Regions from separate parts of the Mus musculus genome. Here region 2 is linked to region 1. A link is a loop called in an ENCODE intact Hi-C map of the cell type or tissue named here. Cell type or tissue: heart. All regions are shown on one strand. Links, peaks and the distances in the headings refer to the core of each region. The heading gives the core; the rest is flanking DNA. Region 1 holds the start of Ctsf (cathepsin F). Region 2 overlaps Gm960 (predicted gene 960).

Evidence for each region. Hi-C counts contacts between places; a loop is a spot of excess contacts. Peaks named below come from ENCODE experiments on the same cell type or tissue, not always from the same donor. Only the 100,000 strongest peaks of a DNase experiment are listed, where the experiment ranks them.
Region 2: a loop joins it to region 1, with 3 times the contacts of the local background. A loop is called at or near these places in 13 of 42 quality-filtered maps.

The regions. Positions count from the first base shown.
Region 1 is chr19:4,852,098-4,857,475 of GRCm38, reverse strand. It overlaps Ctsf (cathepsin F), which reads right to left and starts at 2,311. Exons shown (of 14, transcript NM_019861.2): 1 at 1,990-2,311; 2 at 1,680-1,778; 3 at 1,322-1,406; 4 at 1,168-1,229; 5 at 889-964. The coding sequence starts at 2,208. In heart, for the core only: a CTCF peak has its summit at 2,207; a DNase peak (open chromatin) is centred at 2,305; H3K4me3 peaks cover 1,542 bases; H3K27ac peaks cover 738 bases; H3K27me3 peaks cover 1,423 bases.
Region 2 is chr19:4,626,824-4,632,201 of GRCm38, reverse strand. Gm960 (predicted gene 960) reads left to right here. Exons shown (of 15, transcript NM_001033447.3): 14 at 4,955-5,033. Among named protein-coding and RNA genes, the nearest start is that of Rce1, 3.9 kb to the right of the region's middle. In heart, for the core only: a CTCF peak has its summit at 3,200; no DNase peak of the experiment used is centred there; H3K4me3 peaks cover 359 bases.

The DNA.
Region 1 (5,378 bases), core at 170-5,169:
TGAAGTCAGGTCTTCACGCTTCCAAGGCAAGGGCTTTATTAACTGAGTCCCTGCCATAGTCCCTGAAGCTGTTTGTAAGGATAGATCCCTGGGGCCGGCAGAATAAGACATGAGGGAAGCCGACTTCAAAGTGAGAGACATGCTCAACTTTGGGGGCCCAAATTGGAACAATGACTTGTTGAATATAAAACCAGTAATCTAAATGAGACCGAAGGGTGTCACCCAGGAGAGGTTACCGGAAAGGCCATGACAGAGGAAATCCAAAGGAGAAAATCTGGTCTAAGTCTTACCCATCCTGCCTAGAGGGATGAAGCCCATGGTTTCCGGTTAGGAAGACAAAACGGAAGGAGGAAACCAGGCCACTCCTTGACAAGATGACTGCCTAGAAAGCTGGATAGGACCCTAGGGATATGGGCTCCTTGAGAGACACAGGATCCTTTTTGTTTGGTTTCGGACCCCTGGACCAGGGACTGAGGTGCATATGTTTCATATCAAGGCAGACCTGGCCTCCAGCTTCTCCCAGCACCCCTCAGTCCCTACCCTGGCATACCCAGAAGCTCTTCCAGACACAATCCAGGCATTTTGGTCTCCTCACTCTCCCTTTTCTCTTCTTTTCTTCTCTCTCTGTGTGGGCCCTTTCTCCCCTTCTCTCCCTCATCTCCTCTTCCCATGGTGATTTCCGTGGCCTAATCACTGGGGCCAGTGAACTCGCCAGAGAGCAGCTTCCCAATAAACCAGCAGTTAATATCATCTTATCTGCCTTGATCTGGCTCAGTTTACCACCGGGGAAATAAGGTATCACTGTGTACTTTATCTCCTTAGTATCAAGGTGCCGTGACGGGAGAAGGCCCAGGCCTGACGGAGACAGATGACAAGGCTGGGGCCTACCTTCCCTTGATTCATAAGTCCGGTTATAGGTGGTCATGAAGTCCTTGAAGAGTGGAGCCATCTTCACAGAGAAGTCCTAGGAAGGCGGAAGGATGTTCACTTACAAGTCCAGCCAGACCCCAGTGAGCTGACTGAGCTCTACCCTGGAGGACCAAGACAGGGAAGTCACTATGGGAAGAGGAAGTGAGGGGGAAGAGAGAGAAGGGGCGTGCAGAGAAAGAGAAGAGAAGGGAAAGAGGATTAAGGGGCCTTTGTCTCTCCTCGACACAGGGTCTTCACCTGGGGCAGGGGATCCTTGTCCAACAATGGAAGGAATGAGCTGAAAGTCGCATTTCTAAACTCTGGATAGGGTCGGAACAGAGAAGTAATTAAGGCTGGATTCTGACTCAAGTATGGTCTGGGCTCTCCCAGTCTCCTTGAGCAATCCCAGCACCTGTGACCTTGGCATTCACTGGGCTACAGTCCCTCCTCAGCAGCAAGTGTTCTTTTAGCTCTTCCAGGACTTCAAAACTGCAGAGCTGGAGGCATAGAAAGAAGACGGTCTTGGGACAGTTTGAAACAAGGTCCTGGCAAGAGCAGCTAGAAGTTCCTCAAAGGAGAGCCACATGGAAGGCAGTCATAACTTGGTGAAAGAGGGAGGCCAGCAGCAGACACCCAGCACCCCAACACCCACCCTTTCAGAGCATCTTGGTCTCTAACTTGGTATCTCAGGAGTAACCAATGCCTCGACAGGACCCACCATTCCAATTGTTTGCCAGCTAGGGCCAACAATAGCTGACCTCTTCACTCACCACTGTTTTCTTCGTCTCAGGCAGTGGGCACACCAGGGGATCATTGCAAGGTGGCTCCTCTAGTGTGGCTTCCAGGGAGAACAGAGAGCCCTGGCCGGCCTGGATGGAGAAGAAGTTGGGGCTGGCCCAGCCATCCCCTCCCCCTTTACTCCTCTTAGGAGACCATTGCCCATCTGTGCCTCCCTACCGGATACAGGTCTAAACAGGTCCTTCCCTCCCCTGTCCTGGCCATCATCCCAAATTTAAGCCAAACTCCACCTTGCACCATTCCTGGGCCCAGGCCCCGCGCCCGCTCCCCGCGCGTCCTCACCCGGCGGACGCGTCCGCGCACCGCTCCTAGCACGGCCCTTGTCCCCGCAGCACGGCCGTAATTGTACATGTCCAGCGCGAAGCGGGCGGGGGCCAGCAGCTCCTGGGACGACAAGTTCCAGGCCTGCTCGTCATCTGCCCAGGGCTTGGCGGGGACGGGGCTCAGGGCCACAGTCGAGAGCAGTGTCAGCAGCCACAGAAGCTGCAGTAGGGGCGCCATAGCGAGGTCGAAGCTGCTCGCCCGGATTCACTGACCCACAAACACACGGATCAAGAGACCCGAGGCGGAGCCTGCTGTCAGAGGCCACAGAGAGTTTCCCTACAACGTTGGAGAACGCCGGGGCGGCCAATGGGCACCGATTCCTGGCGCTTGCGCGCTCGCTTATTTACGCGAGGCACGTGGACCACGGGGTGCGGGATGCGGGGGGGGGTGGGTGGGGGGGTGGAGAGGGTGGAGTGAGGGGAGAGGACACTAGGTTGACAATAAAATAAGAATCTACGCCCTTTTCTATCTTACGCAGGAAAAGCCAGATCCTTTTAACCATGGCAGACCTGTGAGGTCAGTGCAGTCCCATTGCGTAGATAAAGAAAAAGAAGCTTACAGATGACTCTGATAAGAGGTGAACCCAAACAATTGGTTCCTCAGCCTGCCTTCACGGTGTGATCTCACCTTTGAGGCACCTATTGTCATTCACCAGACGGTCAGTAATATTATGGGTTGTGGGACCAGAGGATGTAGGTAGTTCAGTGGCTAGTGTTTGCCTAGCTCTCACAAATGCCCTGTGTACCATCCCCGAGCACGGAATAAACCTAGCCTGGTGAGGCACTCAGGAAGAGACAGAAAGTTCTGAAGTTCAAGGTCATTCTTGGATACCTAAGAGAATTTGAGCGTAGGCTACATGAGTCTGGCTGTTGTGAGGCTTAAAAGACATCTATATAATCAACAAAGCTGTGCAAAGGGTGGATCGTACCGTAAATCACTTAAAAGCACTGTGTTCCAGGACTGCCAAGGGACAGCGTCACAACTGAAAACAGAGGGTGGGAAAAAAATCTCCAAAGTGTAAAAATGTATGAGGGAATAACAAATTGAATCATAAACCAAGATGCATTCTCGTAAGCCTCTGCACACTTGGAGAGGGACCGGAAAGGAGGGTTTTTTATTATTGAAAGGGAAATGTCCATAAACTGCTTGGATACAAAAATCCATTGGTTTTGTATCGGAGAGGCAAAAATTATCCTCAGCTCATTGAAGGAGCTGTCGTATGTTATCTAAAGCGGTTAAAATCAGCCTTGTCACAGAAATCTTGTGTGTACGTGAGGAGTGTGCAGGGTATGTATATATGAAGGAGTTTTTTGAAGTCTTTAAGACAGTTCCCTTGGTTTGTTTGTCTTCAAAACAGGGCCTATGTAGACTGCTACATCCACTCCAGTAGTGACATGCATGACAGGCCAAAAGCCTGGATCTTGCCCAGGGCCTGCTTCTTTTGTACCACCCCGAGATTGGAGTTTCTGCCTTGTCCTGCTTCCCTATTACAACCTAAAGATTGAGGCTTGTTTCCTTGTCCTTGGCCAATGTCAGATTCCTGCCTAGCAGTACCCTATAGGTCTCTCCACAATGTATCCCATAAAGAATGCATCTACTGGGGCTGGAGAGATGGCTCGGGGGTTAAGAGCACGGACTGCTCTTCCAAAGGTCCTGAGTTCGATTCCCAGCAACCACGTGGTGGCTCACAACCATCTGAAATGAGATCTGGCTCCCTCTTCCGGAGTGTCTGAAGACGGCTACAGTGTACTTAATATAAATAAATAAATAAATAAATAAATAAATCTTAAAAAAAAAAAGAATCGTGCTTATCACTTTAAAAAAAAAGAATGCATCTACTGTATTTATAAACAGCACTTCTATGGGAGAGAAGTTTACGTGACTAGATCACGTTTGCTCTTTTGAGTTTCCTCCTACTTCAACACAGATAATTGAATAGTGTGCTGTAGGCATTTTTATAGAATGTGCATGGCATATTGTAAAGAATTGTTCTCAGTGTCCTCAGCTTCTACCTGTTCCACCCATTGGTGTTAATTCTTGAGGACTTTTACTTAATCAATTATTGCAAATAGATACTCATTTTTGATTTTAGAAAAATGAAATATGCACATTGTGACTATTGATACACTTTTAGTCTTTCTAATTACAACTGCTTTAACAAGAAAAGCAACTAAAAGTATAGTCAGTCATTGCCTATGTTGATTTTTTTTTTTATGCTTGGTGTTCCAAATCAAATTAAAATAGATATTGGAACTGGCTATTACAGCCAAGCATTTGAGATGTTTTGTCAACAATTTAATGTTACCCATGTTACTCATATTTTTTTATAACTCTTAAGGAAAAGATACTGCGGAGCTTTAAATATATATCTTCAAAAATTTTTTTAAATTTGGATGCCTAAAATCTCTCTGAGTGTCTATGGCACTCTACAACCAGGCATACTCATGAAATGAAAGGATCCACATACTGGCACATGACATGATACTGTTCAGGTATTTAATATGGGGAAGAGGGCATTTTTGTGTTTTCTCCACAGAATGCTGCAGCAGGAGCATGCTAGCTGCCAGAGTGATTGGTGAGACAAGCTGATGCTGGGACAAAGACTGATGCTGACCTGTGAGCTGGCTGAGTGCCCTGACAGTGGAGACAGGCAGACTGTTTTGGACTTGAGTTCCTGATCTCAGATTGGACAAACTGCCTTGCTTCAAACTTTTAGCTTGTGGGACTGAGAACATGGAGACTGGAAACCGCCTTCAAAAACGTAATCAAAAAGAAGTTATGACGAGTCTTCTCTTTCCTTTAATGTGACCAGTTATGCCTACTTAGTCATGCACTGTGCCGATAATCAACCCAGCATTAGAAATTGTTATTTCTTCATTTGGAAGGCTGATTCTGGTCATTTTAGAGACATATTTGAAAGTTAGCTACAATTCTCTATGACGCTATGTTAGCAGTAGATTGAGACAGGATATAGCAAATTTTAAGGCTAGGTTAGCAGATATTTCAGATATTAGCAGAAGTCATTTGGACACTTGGAACATTGATGAATTGGCCAGAGATTTAAAGAATCACCTAAGTGCATTGAATCCTGTGGATTGGGTTCAGTATATAATCCTGCTTGCTATTATTATTGGCATTACCTTATTAGTAATTGTTGTGTTTTCACTCATCTTTAGAAGTTCTTCTGAGATCTGTAGCTACCATGAGGCGGGATATTATGGAACTTCGTCTAGAAAATAAAAAATATGGGGAACTGCTACATCCACTCCAGTAGTGACATTCATGACAAGCCAAAAGCCTGGATGCAGTCCCGAGGCAAAAAGTTCACGGAAACTTAGTCTCCTGGA
Region 2 (5,378 bases), core at 320-5,319, 230 kb after region 1:
CTACCATGTGGGCTCAAGATTGGAACTAAGGCTTGGTAACAAACCCTTTGCCCACTGAACCATAGCACCAGCTTCCAAAGTATATTTTGACCACACTAGAATTACTAAAACAAAACTAATAACAGAAACATATCTGAAAGATTTTATAGTAGTTGTAAAATAAATGATAAATGAGATAAAACATGAAGTTAAAGAAAAGTTAGGGGCTGGAGAGATGGCTCAGGGGTTAAGAGCACTGACTACACTTCTAGAGGTCCTGAGTTCAATTCCCAGCAACCACATGGTGGCTCACAACCATCTGTAATGGGATCTGATGCCCTCTTCTGGTGTGTCTGAAGAGAAGACAGTGTACTCACATACATAATGTAAGTAAATCTTAAAAAAAAAAAAAGGACAAAGAAAAGTTAGAAGTAATTTAATGAAATGAAAATGCAGATGATCAGAATGTGTGGACTGTAGCTAACGTTGTCCTGCCTGGAGAGGATGACCTACCTCAGCATGGCGGCCGTGCCAGCCAAAGCTCTTACGGACCGAGAAGAGCAAGCTGCACAAACAGAGCAAATGAAATAAGAAAGAGCCATGTGGACGTTAATAGGAAATAAAAATAAAGAAAAACCATGGAAAGGAAAAGGTAGAGCACATTGATCATATTAATAAAGGAATAAGCAGGTAAGCCAGAGTGAGGAAGAGGGCTTCCTGCAGTGCACAGCTGTAACCCCAGTACCCAGGAGGGTGAGGCTGGGGCATGGAGAGTCTGAAGCAGCCTGGGCTACATAGTGAATTCAAGACCAGATGGGGCTGCAGAGCAAGAATGCCTTGTCTCAGGTTGGTTGGTTTGGTTTAACTATAAGATGCCTCTATTGCAGGTGATATCTGTGAGTCCAAGGTCAGGCTGATCTACAGAGTGAGTTCCAAAATACAGAGGATCTTGAAAAACCAAAACCAATATTTGAGATATATATTGGTATCAGAAATTAAAAATGTGACATCGGTATTTTTAAATTACTCTCAGAAGGTCATATTTGGCAGTACATGTGACAAATGATGAAATGGGTAACTTACTAAGGGGACACCCCTGTGACATGGGATAATCTTGTGTCTATGGAAGAAACTGGATTTCTAGTTTAAAAATAAGTACAGGCCACTTGTCAAACAAAGTTCGTTATAGAACTCTATTCAGTAAGTGAGCACACTTAGCAAGAGTGCTCATACAGAACCCAGAATCCACAAATAAATACATACAACCATTAATCAGGGTATGAAAATTCACATAAAAATCACATGTTCGGGGAATAAAAAGGCCAATGGGCATGGTGGCATGTGCCTGTAGCCCCAGCTCTGACAGCTGAGGTAGGAAGACTGTTTAGCCCGTGCCAAACCCAGGCAACATGATGAAACCCTATCTCGAAAAGGGGGTGAAGCCTGGCGGTGGTGGCGCACGCCTTTAATCCCAGCACTCAGGAGGCAGAGGCAGGCAGATTTCTGAGTTCGTGGCCAGCCTGGTCTACAGAGTGAGTTCCAGTACAGCCAGGGCTACACAGAGAAACCCTGTCTTGAAAAAAAAAAAGGGGGGGGGGTAGATAAGAAGTCCTTTGGGAGACAACTTGACAGGTTTGGGGGGTTACACATATGCTTATCTGGCCTAGCTACCCACTGTGTCACACTGAAACAAGTGCATCCATGGTCATAGTCTCTTTGTTGTGTATTTGTTTTGTTTTGTTTTGAGACAGGGTTTCTCTGTATAGCCCTGGCTGTTCTGGAACTCACTCTGTAGACCAGGCTGGCCTCGAACTCAGAAATCCGCCTGCATCTGCCTCCCGAGTGCTAGGATTAAAGGCATGCACCACCACCGCCTGTTTGTGTATTTGTTAGAACTCCCAACAGGTTGATGATCTATATAGTTGAGCACTGTTCAACCGTAAAGGGAATGAACTATTGATCCGCACATGTGATCTCTTGGAGTCGGAGTTATAGGTGTTGTGAGACCCTGGAAACCAAACTCCTGCCCTTTCCAAGAGCTGCAGGCGCTCTCTCCAGCCCCTCGCATTGTCTCTCACCACTCTCAGAAAGAGCAGGACCTTCAGGACAGCGTGGGCATTTGTTCTCCCTTTTGTACCTCCTTTTACCTGTTGGAGGGGTGCTGGTGCTCAGGCAGGGCAGCCCACAAAGCAGAGCCTGTCAACGCTCCCTTCACAACTTCTGTCATAACCTGTGTGCAGGCCTCACTAAATCTCGTTGGCTTTCACCTAGTTGGAGAGCTGATGGCCACACCTCAAGCAAGCGAAGCTTCTAAACACGGTATTCGTTCTCTAGAGATGTTGTAAGCCATTACCAGAGACTTAGTGACTTAAAAACATCATTTATTCTGTCATAGCGCTGGAGGCCAGAAGTTCAAAATCGAGGCATGAGCAGGCCTGTGTTTCCTTTAGATGCACTGGGAGAGAATCCATCCTGTCTCTCTGGTTTCCTAGTTTGTGGCTTACATAACTCCAGTTTCTACCCCCATCTTCACCTAGTCTTTTCCTACCCAACTGTTTCTGATTTAGGGGGGCCCAGCCTGAGTCCTGCATGCAGTATGGTCCTATCTCTGAATCCTTAATTATATCTACAAAGACCCTTTTTCCAAATAATCTCACATTCACAGGCTCTTGGTGTTAGGATGTGGGCAAACTGGAAAGGGTGCAGCCTCATTCACTTCAACCAGGAACACCTTGAGAACACAGCCTGAGCCATCGTTAGAACCCAGGAGATCCCCTCAGGTTCTGGGCTGTTTCTGCTTCTTGAGATCTTCTGCTTGGACCTCTCTGACATCCCAGTGAAGTCGGAAAGAACTGATCTGAGCTCTTTACCTTTTGGCTCTAGTGGTGGCTCATAGCCTCAGGGCCATCTGTGGCCCACTTAACTCAATGATGCTGAAAGAAAGGAGTATTTACAGAATACCTAATCTGTATTTCCATTTCCGTCTCAACAAAGATGTTCTGAATTAGGTCATTATCTTCCACCTTATAAATAAGGTAACTGTGAAACCTAAACCTTGCTGGTTACATGGCTAATAACTGGCAGGGTTTCAAAGCCTGATCACATTGTGCCTCTGTAGGGCTGAGTGGCAAGCCCAGGGAATGAGTGTGCACAGATCCATTGTCATTAGTCCTTCCCTCATTAGAGGCCACTTTGTGTTAACTCATTGGTGGCACAATAGCGGCCCCCAGTGGCTTCAGCTACAAACTACATGATCAAGGCAATAGGTCAAGTTTTTTTTCCCCCCCTTTTACTTTGTTTCCATGGTAACTAGCCAACTCACCAGATATAGAATTAACCCATCTATAGTTTAAGGAGAAATGGCAGTTCTCTAAAGGACTGGGCTGTCTCTCTTGGGGCCCAGATACTGATAGGCATACAAGGCTCACAGTGTTAGCCATCTCAAGTGGGTCACCCCTCTGTAAGACCAGTTTCTAAAAGGAAAAGGACAAAGACGTGTGCTATGCAAGATTTCCCAGGCCAGAGTGAACCGAAACTCTGCTGGATTTTGAGGGTGATCTTTGCCCCTGTGTGTTCCTCAGAATGTAATTACTTAGAAGTTGGAATTTGTATTAATATGCAGTGAATCTCATGTGAGTGCATCTGAGGAGAGACTGTGGGATCCCCCAGAAATGATGATAACTGTAACTGCAGAGCTCCTATAACATAAAAATCTGTAATGAGAATGCCAGGTAGCTCTCACATTTAATCCCAGCATTTAGGAGACAGAGTGACAACCTGGCCTACATAGTAAGTTCCAGGACAGACAGAACTATCTAGCAAAACTGTCTTAAAGGGGGAAACAAGAAGCAGTGTATCATAGAATGCATAGTACTGTGGTGTAATTCTTACCTAAGACTTCCCTTTGAAAGTGTCAACTTGATGCTTTAAGGATAGTCACTGTGCCGTGTGCTCCTCCCCCAATCCCCAGAGGTCTCCATCACACTGAAAACAAGACTGTGACTGCTGAACGCACATAACCCAGCTCCTCTCCCAAAGCCCCGCCCACCTTCTATTGGCTTACTTCTCCCCTCCCCTTGGTGTAGACATTACAGGAGTGGGGGCGGGGAGGAGGGTCTCACTGTGTATCTGAGAATGGCTTTTATCTTCCTATGTAGCTGAGGGTTATCTTGAACTCCTGCTCTTTCTGCCTCCCTCTCCTGAGTGCTGGGATTACATATGTGCTACTATGCCATTTTATGAAGTGTGCTCCTGCAGCTTTCATGCAAACACTCATTTTTTTCAACTTTTTAAAAGATGTATTTTTAACTAAGTGTACATGTATATAGAGGGACAGATGGTCAGACATTAAAGGTCAGCTCTGGGATATAAGAGACCCTGTCTCAAAGAATTTAATTTAAAAAAAGACAGGGCCAGGGATTGTGGTGTATGCCTTTAATTCTAGCACTTGTGAGGCAAAGGTAGGAGGATCTCTGCAAGTTCAAGCCCAGCTTGTTCTCCACCATATACTGAGTTCCAGACAGCCAAGACTAAATAAAAAGGGACTGGAGAAATGGCTGTGTGGAAGAGGGACCATGCTGCTATTGGTTTGGTTTGGTTCCCAGTATTCACATCAGGCAGCTTGTCAAAGTGTAACTCCAATTACAGGGGACCTGACCACCTCTCCTGTAGACACATAATTCACATAGTTACAAATACACATGGTAAACCTGGAGTAGAAAGATGGGCATAAACACATAAAAATGATGAATAGTGCCATCTTCAGAGCCTGAGGTTCAGGGATATGCTGGGAATGGCTACAGTGTGAGTTGTACAAGGGTCCACAGAAGGGGGATGCTTTGAAAGCTGGAGGCCAAGTAGAGACTGTTGAGTTAGGAGGATGAGGGTGAAAACATCCATATAAACCAAACCACACGTCTCACTAAGGTTCATTCAGACTTCTGCAGAATTCACTTGGTCTTTCTAATTGTTAAAGCACCTGACTCCAGAGAAAAACATTTCAGCCCAGAACACCAAAGACCAGCACAAGAATATTGCCCAGGAATTCCCTGAAGGTAAGTTTCTAGCTTTGGGGGTAAGCCCTGGACTGAAACCAGAGAAATAAAATTCATGGTGTGGAGTGGTCCAGCTATCCAACGATCCCATTCCACTTTAGCCATGCTGCTGCCACCTGGGATTTGGCCGCCTTCCACAGTGATTGAGGGACTTGGAGTAGCAACCGCATGCATTCCTACTTTAAAGCTACTCAATAGGACTTGTGCGTTGTACTTAGTATGTGCACATTAGCCTTTCCAGAGAAACGTGCATTCATTGACTCAGGAGGAATCAGCCAAGGCAAGACTCTGTAAATCTGCACCTGCGAGGCTGGGGATGTAGCTCAGTGTCAGAGTTGGTTTGCT